2 separate regions of the Homo sapiens genome follow, and region 1 is linked to region 2. A link is a contact called in ENCODE Hi-C or POLR2A ChIA-PET data. All regions are on one chromosome and are shown on one strand. Each heading gives the region's core, a stretch centred on a gene start or an enhancer-like site at or near the end of the contact. The rest is flanking DNA. Distances are from core to core; before and after follow the strand shown. Region 1 holds the start of CORO1B (coronin 1B). Region 2 holds the start of GRK2 (G protein-coupled receptor kinase 2).

Region 1 (4,950 bases), core at 562-3,061, 180 kb after region 2:
GAGGGGCTGCTGGGATGTATGGAGGGGTCCGTGGGGGGGGGGAGCACAAAACGGGGGGCGGTGCAGACCTGCACTGAGCAGCACGTTTCGGGCCGTGGGGTGCCAGGCGATGATGCCCACTCGCTTGGTGTGCCCCTCCAGTACCACCACCGGCTCTGTCAGCGGGGAGGTCAGCCCGTTCTCTGGGATCTGCCACACCTGTGGTAGGGACAGGGCCACCGAGCTCAGTCCTCTGCTGGTCCTATTGCTGGCCCCCTTCGGCCACACCCACGACCCTGGCCCAGCCAGTCCTGTGCCTCACCATGACCGTGCAGTCCTCCGAGCCGCTGGCTATGACTTCGTCGTTGTGAGGACACCAGTCGATGTCCAGGACAGGTCCCGTGTGCCCACACACCGTCGGGTAGGCCTTGTCAATGCGGCCCGTCTGTGGGCACGAGGGGGCAGTCAGTGGGCTCCATCCCTCCCGAAGCCTTGGTCTTCCCCTCCATGGAGTGGGAATGACATGCACGTCCCGGCTCACAGGTGGCCCAGATGTGACTGTGCCCCACTTGCCAGGTGAGCAGGAAATGTTTGCTGCCTCTAACCCTGCCTCTATGGCAACAGGCTACTTTCCATCTGTGCTAACACTTGGGGCGATAAATCTGGGTTATAACACCTGCCCAGCAGTGTGAGAAACGGCAAGATGAGGGATTCAAGGTGTGCAGAAAGGCCCAGTAGGGGTGGCCGAGGTGCCTCCTCTTCCCCCAACCCTGACAGGACCCACCTTGCTTAGGGGGAGCACCAGAAAGGCACCCCCTCCACTGGCCTCCACAATCACCGCCAGGAACTTGGGGTTGACGGCGCAGAAGGTGCTGTCCCAGGTAACACGGGACACGCGAATGTCCTCATAGCACTGGTCGTTCTTGACCGGCTGCCCGAACACATGCCGGAATTTGCTCTGCCGGACCACTTTGCGGAAGGACATGTCTGCGGGACAGAGAGGCCTGGGTCAGTCCGGCCCATCCCAACAACTCCAGCCCTCCCCAGGCTGCTGAAGGTGAGCCGGGAGGATGCAACCGGGGGCCAGGCCACCGTAACCCTCCTGGGTCTCGGTTTACCCAGTTACAGAATGGGGTCACAGGTGCAGAGCCTGGCCGCCTGTCACCCCGCAGGCAGTGATCTGAGAGGTAAATGCTCCGGCCCTGACCACTGCTGAGTCCTGAGGGGCTTTGCAGGACGCAGGGCCCCTCCCTGGCTCTGGTGTGTGTCGGGGGCAGGAGGTGGGAGGTGCCGGGGTTGGAGAGCTCTCAGCTCTACTGTAGGTCCCAGCCAGTCGGGAGCAGCCTCCTTCCTGCTCCCAGAGATTTGGAGGCTAGGTAATGGGGAAGAAGGAGAGAGGAAGCAGGAAAAGTCTCTCTACTGTGGGGCCGAGTGAGTGCCCAGTTCTGAGTCCCAGGGAATGTCCAGGGAGCCCCGGCATGGCCCCCAGGAAGGGACGGGGTCGGGACGCAGCTGTGGGCCGCGAAGCAACCCAGAGCGGCCTCGAATCGGGGTCCAGGGTGAACCAGGAGCCCAACTTCCAGGGACCTCCGCCCAGGAGAGGAGAGGCTGGGCGGCCAAGGGGAGTGGGACTGAGTGGGGTAGAGGGGAGGCGAAAGGCTCCTGGGACCCGCGATCCCCCCTCAGCCCCCTCAGCCCGGCCCCTGCAGCCCCGCCCAGCCCCCAGCCCGCGCCCCTAGCCCCGGCCCTGCCGCGCTCACCGGGGGCACCGGGGGCGCAGGGGGCTGCGGCACCGGCTTCGGGCGGCTCCGGATCCCGGCCTCTGGGAAGCAGGAAGCAGGATTCAGGAAGTGACAGAGGGACCCGGAGCGGGGGCGGGGCAGGGGCTCGCGGGGGCGGGGCCGAGGTCACGCGCGGAGGGGCTGGGCGGGAGGCTGAGCGGCGCCGGGGGGCCGGGAGCGGGGCCGCCGGGGACGGGGCCAGAGAGAGCCCCTTTCCTAGGACCCGGTGGAGCGCCCCCACCGCAGCTCCTCCGGAAGAAGGGGGCGGGGCGGGGCAGGGCCGACGGCGGCCGCCGCAGAGGCGCCGCAGGTGCGGGTGCAGCCTTACAGCGGACCCGAGGCCCCTTCGCGTTCTTGCTCCTCATAATGGCATCCGCAGGAGTCTCCAGGATTGGGTGAGGCCCCGCCTTCCCGGCCCCCGACGGAACGCACACCTCCAAGGGGCCCCATTACCGCCCCCAACAAATAAATGTAGAATCTACACGGACAGTGGATATGTTCACGTGACTCTTTTTAAGTTATCAAAGTTAATGCTCTTTTTTTTTTTTTTTTTTTTTTTTTGAGACGGAGTTTTTGTCACCCAGGCTGGAGTGCAGTGGCGCGATCTCGGCCCACTGCAACCTCCGCCCTCCCAGGTTCAAGAAATTCACCCCAGTAGCTGGGACTACAGGCTTATACTACCACGCCCGGCTAATTTTTTGTATGTTTAGTAGAGACGGGGTTTCACCATGTTAGCCAGGATGGTCTCGATTTCCCGACCTCGTGATCCGCCCGCCTCGGCCTCCCAAAGTGCTGGGATTACAGGCGTGAGACACCATGCCCGGCCTAAATTTCATGCTCTTGGTTAACAATGTAAAGAAAACAACAGCAGGTGTTGGGGTGGTTTTTTTTTTTTTTTTTGAGGCAAGGTCTGTCACTACCGGGCTAGAATGTAGTGCCATGATCATGGCTCACTACAGGCTCGACCTCCTAGGCTCAAGGGATCCTCCTGCCTCAGCCTCCCAAGTAGCTGGGACTACAGACACACACCACCACGCCTGGCTAATTTTTCTTTTACTTTTTGTAGAGATGGGGTCTCTTGCTCTGTCGCCCAGGCTGGTGTGTTTTTTGTTTTGTTTTGAGATGGAGTCTCGCTCTGTCTCCCAGCCTATAGTGCAATGGCGCGATCTCGGCTCACTGCAACTTCTGCCTCCCGTGTTCAAGCAATTCTCCTGCCTCAGCCTCCCAATTCGCTGGGATTACAGGTGCCTGCTACCATACCCTGCTATTTTTTTTGTATTTTTAGTAGAGATAGGGTTTCACCATGTTGGCCAGGCTGCTCTTGAACTCCCGGGCTCAAGCAATCCTCCTGCCTTAGCCTCCCAGAGTGCTGGGATTACAGTTGTGAGCCACCGTGCCCATCCAGAAAATAGCAGTGTTTATGGAGCGAGTGGAAGACCCAGGAGTCCCATTTTTCAGGGTAAACACCTGTGCATTCTGCTGAGCTTTCTTATTACAATTTGAAAGGGGGCCATGGCCAGTGAGTCCCTTGCACCTTGCCTTCTTTTCTCCACCATCTCCCTCGAAGGCCTGGAGATCCATTCACAGGCCTCTCTCTTTCTCTAGCCAGCGCCTGTGACAAGGAGCCCAGACTGGCCTCTCCAGACCCACCCCATCCCGTTCCACAGGTGGAATGTACCCCCGTTCCCTTAGGCCAGCGGCTCTGGGGCACCGGCTACTTCCCTTATTCTTTCCTTGAGCATCCACTGCCCTGGCTGACCGATGGCACCCTCCCTTTCCCAGAAAGAGATGGATGGAGGACGAAGCGGGGGAAGAGCAGAGGTCACAGGAGCCTTGTCTCTGGCTAAAAGAGGCCCCCACTGTGTGTCTGAGGGTGACCTCGGGCTTGTCTCCCATCTCATTCCCATTGCCACACCCCATTGAGGAAACAGGCACAGAGAGGTGCGGTGCCTGCCTGAGGTCATCCAGCCGGATGCAATCCCCATCGGCTTGGGTCCAAAGCCCTTGCTTTTCCTAGTGCTCTATAAACCCTGGGGCTAGAAGGATCATCTAGATCCCACCCACCTTCCTTCCCACCCCGAGGCCTGGGCACATCCTGTTCTCTCCATCTGGAAGCTCTTTCCTCAGATCCCAAAAAGGCTCCTTTCCCCACTCGATTCAGGTCTCTGGTCAGACATCACCTCCTCCTAGGGCTCTCCTGGACCATTCCTCACCCAGCCACTCTTTGGTCTTACTTGTCCTGACTGCATTGTTCTTTTTTTGGGAGACAGGGTCTTGCTCAGTTGCCCAGGCTGGAGTGCAGTGGCACGGTCCTAGCTCACTACCGCCTCACACTCTGGGGCTCAGTCCTCCCGCCTCAGCCTCCCAAGTAGCTGGGACTACAGGCACGTACCACCATGCCTAGCTAATTTTTATTTTTGTAGAGATGGAGGTCTCCTATGTTGTCCAGGCTGGTTCCAAACTCCTGGCCTCAAAAAATCCTCCTGCCTCAGCCTCCCAAAACTCTGGGATTACAGGTGTGAGCCACCACCCGGCCTGTGTTCTCCAGCGCCGCCTGATGTTGCATCAGGTGCTTATTGGTGTATTTGGTTTGTGTCGGCCTCCACCAGGATGTCAGCAAATTGAGGGGAAGGACTTTGCCTATCTTCCTACTGTATTCCCAGCACCCTGAACAAGATCCAACACTCAGTATGGGATCAAGTAATGTATGAGGAATGAATGAATGAGCAGCAGCCCTGAATGTAGAATTGAACAATACTCATAATCACAATTCTCAGGATCAATGTCTGGCACCTATGAAGGAGAGGGAAGGAAGGGCATCTCTCACCGGAGAAGGAGTGAGTCTTCCAGACGGCAGCAGGAGACTGGTCCCCTGGGATGTGGTAGGCAGGAGGTGTGTGGCTGGGCAATGTCTTGGGGCTGAGCCCACCTTCATGCCCATTTTCTCTAACACAAAACCCTCCTCCATGGACCACTGAGAGAACTCTTTTTTTTTTTTTTTTGGAGACAGAGTCTTGCTCTGTTGTACAGGCTGGAGTGCAGTGACGCGATCTCGGCTTACTGCAACGGAAACCACCTTTGCAAAACTATGACTGAGACAGTGAAAGAGATCTAACTTCACCAACCATCTTGCTTCTAATCTCTCTCTTTTTTTTTTTTTTTTTTTGAGACAGAGTCTCGCTCTGTCGCC
Region 2 (5,080 bases), core at 1,362-3,861:
GTGGGAGGGACTGAGTTTTTAGGTGGGGATGGGAAGGTAAGGCCACCTCTTGGAACAGGATGGCTGGCATTTCAGAACTCACACACAGACTCTGGTCCAACAAGTTCATCAGGTAGAATTTTTAAAATAGAGGCTATTCCCGAAAACCCTGGCTGACATGTGGCTGTGCTCGCAGTCCAGAGGAGTCAGGACAGGGCTGTGGGGAGAGGAGGTTAGAGGCTTCATGTTGTGGCATCTGGCCTTGTTCCACCCCAAAACCCATGTGTTCCAAGAGCTCATTCACTCATTCATTCACTCATCAAACACTGATGCCTTTGAGTCGGGTCCTGTGGTGGGCACTGGGAGCAAAGGATGAACTAGGGGCACCAGTGACAGTGGGGGACAGTATGTCCTCTTTAAATATATATATCAGCATTTCCAACATCAGGATGCATTTTCCAATTGATGCTGACATGTAACGAGGCTTCACTCCCCACTGTCGAAACTTGCAACAATGCATCTTGCAACTGAAAATGGAAAACAGGGCCTAGAAGGTGGTAAGTGTAGAATTGGAGATGTACATAGTTGGGGTCAGGGAGTCAGGGAAGACTACCTGGAGGAGGTGAGTCTTAGCGGATGAGTAGGAGTTGTCCACGGAGGAAGGTACACAGAAGGGCTTCCAGGCCCAGGAAACAGCAGAGGCACAGAAGTGAGAATGGGTGGGTGAGTTGGTGGGGAAACTCCAGGTGCAGAGGATGGTAGCGAAACAAACTGGAGCATTCAAGGTCCAAGTCCTCCAAGATCTTGACTTGCAGATTAAGGAGTTTGTTCACCTAATCTGCTTTGGGCAGAGTGTGGTGAGTCCTAGAGACCCCTCTAGGTCTCTCACTCTCAGTAGCCCCAGAAGGCCTGGAGAGCTGCTTCTGGGTGCCAAGCAGGCAGTGACTCCATCAGATCTAGATTTGGGAAAAGCATCCCTGGTCAGGGCCTGCATCAGGGCAGTGGCTGGCCATGAGGACCCTGAGAAGTAGACAGATTCACGGAGATTCTCAGGAGGCCAGACAGGAGACTATGGTGACAAATTAGATTAGAGAAGGGGAGAGAATGAAGGAGCAGTTGGGGAAAAGAAAACTGAGGCTCTGACATGGGTATATGGGTGGCGAGTGACTCACCACCCACTGAGAGGAGAACCTCACAAGCTCTGACATGCTCTGGTTCCAGGTTCTGTTGGGGCTGATCCAAGATGGTAGCCTAGAGGTGCACAGAGATGGGGGCCTTGCTTTGCAAAAGGATGCTGGCTGCTGGCCCACAGCATGGTAATGAGATTTGAGCTTTATGTGCCCAGGGCTGGGAGGAGGGTCCTGTCACTTTGAAAGCAAAGAGAGGCTCTAGAGAGGGGCATGTTGAGATAGGAATGCTGCCTTGAGACACCTGGCTTTCCCCACTCTGGGTGGGCTCTCAGCAGGGTGGGTTTCCCCTGCCAGGCAGCACTGAAACCTCTGTGCGCTTCCGGGCTGGGAGAGTTTTTACCGTAACTACATGTGGAACCATCCTGAAGGAACATCTGGATGGGATGGGGTACAGGGAAGGGAGCTGCCAAGAGTGCTGGCCAGGGACCTGGGTCTATGAGCTGGTTGGGGGGTGGGGTTGGGTGCAGGGTACTTGATCCTGAGTGGGCCTTCTGCGGCCAGGATTGGTTCTAGAGTAGGAGGGGTGGGATCAGGGATGGGGGAAGCCTGTAACTGCGCTGCAGTTGTCAGGTCCCAGGTTCTGGGTGACCTACTAAGGATTCTGGGTCCAGTGTGGGTCCCAGGTTAGACGTCCTAGTCCTGAGTCCGTGTCCACAGTTCTGGGTGTTGAGTCTAGGACAGTGATCTGGAGTTGACAGTCCAATCTAGGTCTGAGTCCTGACCCCAAGTCTAGAGTTCAGGGTCATGGTAGTAGCCTAGGGTCAGAATCAAGGTTGGGGTCAGTAACCAGGATGGGATCGAGGTCATGGTCCAAAATCTGGATCTGGGGACCTGTTGGGGGTCTGAGGTGAGTGTCGCAGTCTGGGTATGGCGTTGGAGACCCAGGGCTGTGATCTGAGGTCATGGTTAGAGTCTGAGGTGGTGGGCCAAGGTTTGAGTCTGGGGTCCTGTTTGGAGTCTGGTGTCAGGTCGTGGACTGCGTCCAAGGTCAGGGAGTCCGGGGTTATAGCCAGGGTCTGAGATGAAAGTCCCAGGATGGTGTTCAGAGGTCTGAATCTGTGTCTTGGTGAGCGTCCAGGTTCCCTGTGATCACGTTTGGTGTCAGGGCTGCGGCCCGACTGGGGAGCCTGGGATCCAGAGATGTGACCCGAGGTTGTGGTCAGAGAATGGGTCTCGGGTCGTCTTCCGTGCCGGGTCCCTGTCGTGTTCCAGGCCCGGGTCTCCGTCCAGCATCGAGGGCCGAGGTCACGGCCAGGGTCTGAGCCCGCGGTCGCAGGTCTGGTTCGGGGTCAGATTCCGCGCGGCCTCCAGGGGGCGCCGTCGCCCGCCCGGCTCGGCCCCTCGCGGGCTCGCTGGCGTTGTGCGCGGCAGGCGGGGCCGGAGGCGGCGGCGGCTCCGGGGCGCGGGCGCGCGGGCGGCGGCGGCGGCGGCGCCCCGACTGCAGTCCCGGCGGGAGCGGAGCGCGAGCCGGGGCCGGGCCCGAGCCGGCGCCATGGGGCGGCGCCGCCTGTGAGCGGCGGCGAGCGGAGCCGCGGGCGCCGAGCAGGGCCAGGCGGGAGGCGTCGGCGCCCGAGGCCGAGCGAGCCGCGGCCGGGCCGGGCCGAGCGCCGAGCGAGCAGGAGCGGCGGCGGCGGCGGCGGCGGCGGGAGGAGGCAGCGCCGCCGCCAAGATGGCGGACCTGGAGGCGGTGCTGGCCGACGTGAGCTACCTGATGGCCATGGAGAAGAGCAAGGCCACGCCGGCCGCGCGCGCCAGCAAGAAGATCCTGCTGCCCGAGCCCAGGTGAGGAGAAGCTGCCCGCGGCCCCGGCCCGACCCCGCGGGCGCCCCGGCCGCGGCCCCGAGACCCTGGCCCCATGCTCGACCCCGCGACCTGGACCCCCGGGGCCGGCTCTCGCAACCCCCTGTCGGCCCCCCAGCCCGGAGCAGCCCGGCCTTGGCGCCTGCGGGTCCAGACCCTAAGCCCCAGACCCTGGGCGCCTGAGCCCGGAGCGCCCCAACTCCGGAGCTCCTCTGCCCCATCGGTCCCCGGACCCAGTCGGGTCCCCCTGGCCGCCCTGCTGCTTCCTTATCGTGCTCCACCGGCCCCCCGAAGTCGCTGTCAGCCCCTGGCTCCCGCCTTCTCCCACGGGGGCCCGGCGCGCCCCTTCATCCTTCTCGGAGCAGCCCTTGGTCCCTGTGGGGTCCCCTCCCCTCCGCTGGCCACCATTTACCTCGCCTGACGATGTCACCCACCCTTTTGCTGTCCCTGCTCACGGCACTCGCTTTAGGGTTTCCACTACCCCCACCCGTCTCTCCTCCAGTCTACACTTGTGTGAGGTGTTGGGGGACAGCCAGTCTTCCGGACTCTTCTCCCACCCTCTGGTGGGGTCGCTGTCCTGGAGTTGGGCTCGAGAGTGCTTTCAGGGCGGCGTGGTGAGCAGGACCTAGGGTGCTGCGGGCACCCTCCCCCTCGGACCGCGCTCAGGTCGGGGAAACATCCCCTGTGCCCTCTCCCCTACATTTCTCCTCTGGCAGGCCCTGCATATGGTGCCCCGTGGGTGCTGTTGACCAGGGGCCCTCCCAGCACACCTGCAATGGCTGGACCTTAGCTGCCGCCTCTGTAAGACAACTGACATCACACCTGGTATCAAAGTTTAGACTGTTCAGGATGTAGGTGCAAAAGTACACAGGATGTGGACGATTGCTGCGGTTTGTCCAGCATTTTATGGCTGATAGAGTATCTCTCCACTGTGTGAGCCTCTCAGCAGCGCATGGGGTGGCGAGGACAGGTGTGGTTTTGTCCCTGTGGAACAGATGGGGAAACTGAAGCTCCAGAGGTGAGTGGCCTGCCCCGAGTCACACAGGTAGTCCCAGGTGGCACCTGGCCAACAGATCAGGGCTTCAGACTTCTGGTTCTACATTTCATCAGCTACCCTGGCCTGTGCCAGGGAGCAGACGTGCCCGCCACGATTCTTTGTGTCGTGTGGCAACTCCTTGTGCATGCCTGAGAGTTGGCCTCCTCCTGGTGCCCCAGCGGGCTGGGGATGGGGCCTGTCCACACTGCCGTGGTCTTATCTTGTGACTCTGGGTAAGTCTCTTCCCTCACTGGGCCTCGGTCTTCTCATCTGTGAAATGTGGATGGCGTGAAATAAGAGCTGTGACTCTGCGGTGTCCCTCAGCCTTTGAAGCAGCCGTCTAAGCTCTGGCTGACGCTGCAGGGGTGCCCCATGCCCATGGCCCTCACCGCCCCCCTGTGCCATGCCCTGCTCACTGGGTGTTTGGATTGACTGAACGTCAGGCCTGGGAGAGGAAAATTGGTCTGCATTTTGAAAAGGCCGTTAGGGCCTTTTTTTTTCTAAGACATTTGCAATCAGATTTCTCAAAACAGGAACCAGACTGACTGTCAGCTGGGGGCTGTCCAGGGAGCAGTGACGGTTAGTACAGAAATGAGTTCAGAAATGACAAACCCACGAGGGAGGAAACGGGGGAGTCAGCCTCTAGGGCTCAAAACGGCTCTCCTTGGTGGCTGCAGCCTCGAGACCCTCCTGCAGGATGGAGTTCTGCAACTGTGAGGCGGGGCCTTTTCTGGAACTGTCTGCGTTCGGGTAATCTCCCCCCAGAATGCATTGCTTCTGATGGGGCGCCGCCTTGGCTCTGCAGGTGTCAGAACCCTGAGAAACGAGATGGTCTTCTTTTCCTGTCCCCTTTCCCATCCATGGTAGTGATGGCGGTGATAGCAATAATGATAGGAATTATTACTGACTTACCTATTTTGATATCTGTCATCTCAGTTCTTCCAGCAACCAACCTGTGAAGCTGGCAAGGCCATGCCTTGCATGTAGTAGTTGCTCAAGAAATACCAGGACTGTGTGGCACCCCCATGCAGTCCTGAGCAGAAACAAGGTTGGATAGGATTCTAGGAGGACAGCA

The links. A loop is a pair of places that touch in the nucleus more often than their neighbours do. ChIA-PET counts read pairs that join two places held with the same protein, here RNA polymerase II (POLR2A). Pooled maps may share reads with other maps.
Region 1: a loop to region 2 is called in a pooled map, with 3 times the contacts of the local background. The contact joins the promoter of CORO1B here to the promoter of GRK2 in region 2. A Hi-C loop is called at or near these places in 1 of 37 single-sample maps with no recorded cell type and 6 of 50 pooled maps. POLR2A ChIA-PET finds 5 or more read pairs at or near these places in 14 of 52 experiments (B cell, CD4-positive, alpha-beta T cell, CD4-positive, alpha-beta memory T cell and 9 more).

Annotation. Positions count from the first base shown.
Region 1 is chr11:67,441,665-67,446,614 of GRCh38, forward strand. CORO1B (coronin 1B) reads right to left here and starts at 1,812. Exons shown (of 11, transcript NM_020441.3): 1 at 1,740-1,812; 2 at 764-966; 3 at 302-424; 4 at 69-198. The coding sequence starts at 964. RefSeq lists enhancers at 28-867, 1,708-2,547, 2,208-2,307, 4,518-4,597 and silencers at 1,728-1,777, 1,818-2,077.
Region 2 is chr11:67,263,862-67,268,941 of GRCh38, forward strand. It overlaps GRK2 (G protein-coupled receptor kinase 2), which reads left to right and starts at 2,612. Exons shown (of 21, transcript NM_001619.5): 1 at 2,612-2,951. The coding sequence starts at 2,839. RefSeq lists silencers at 2,401-2,600, 4,521-4,570 and enhancers at 4,131-4,180, 4,881-4,940.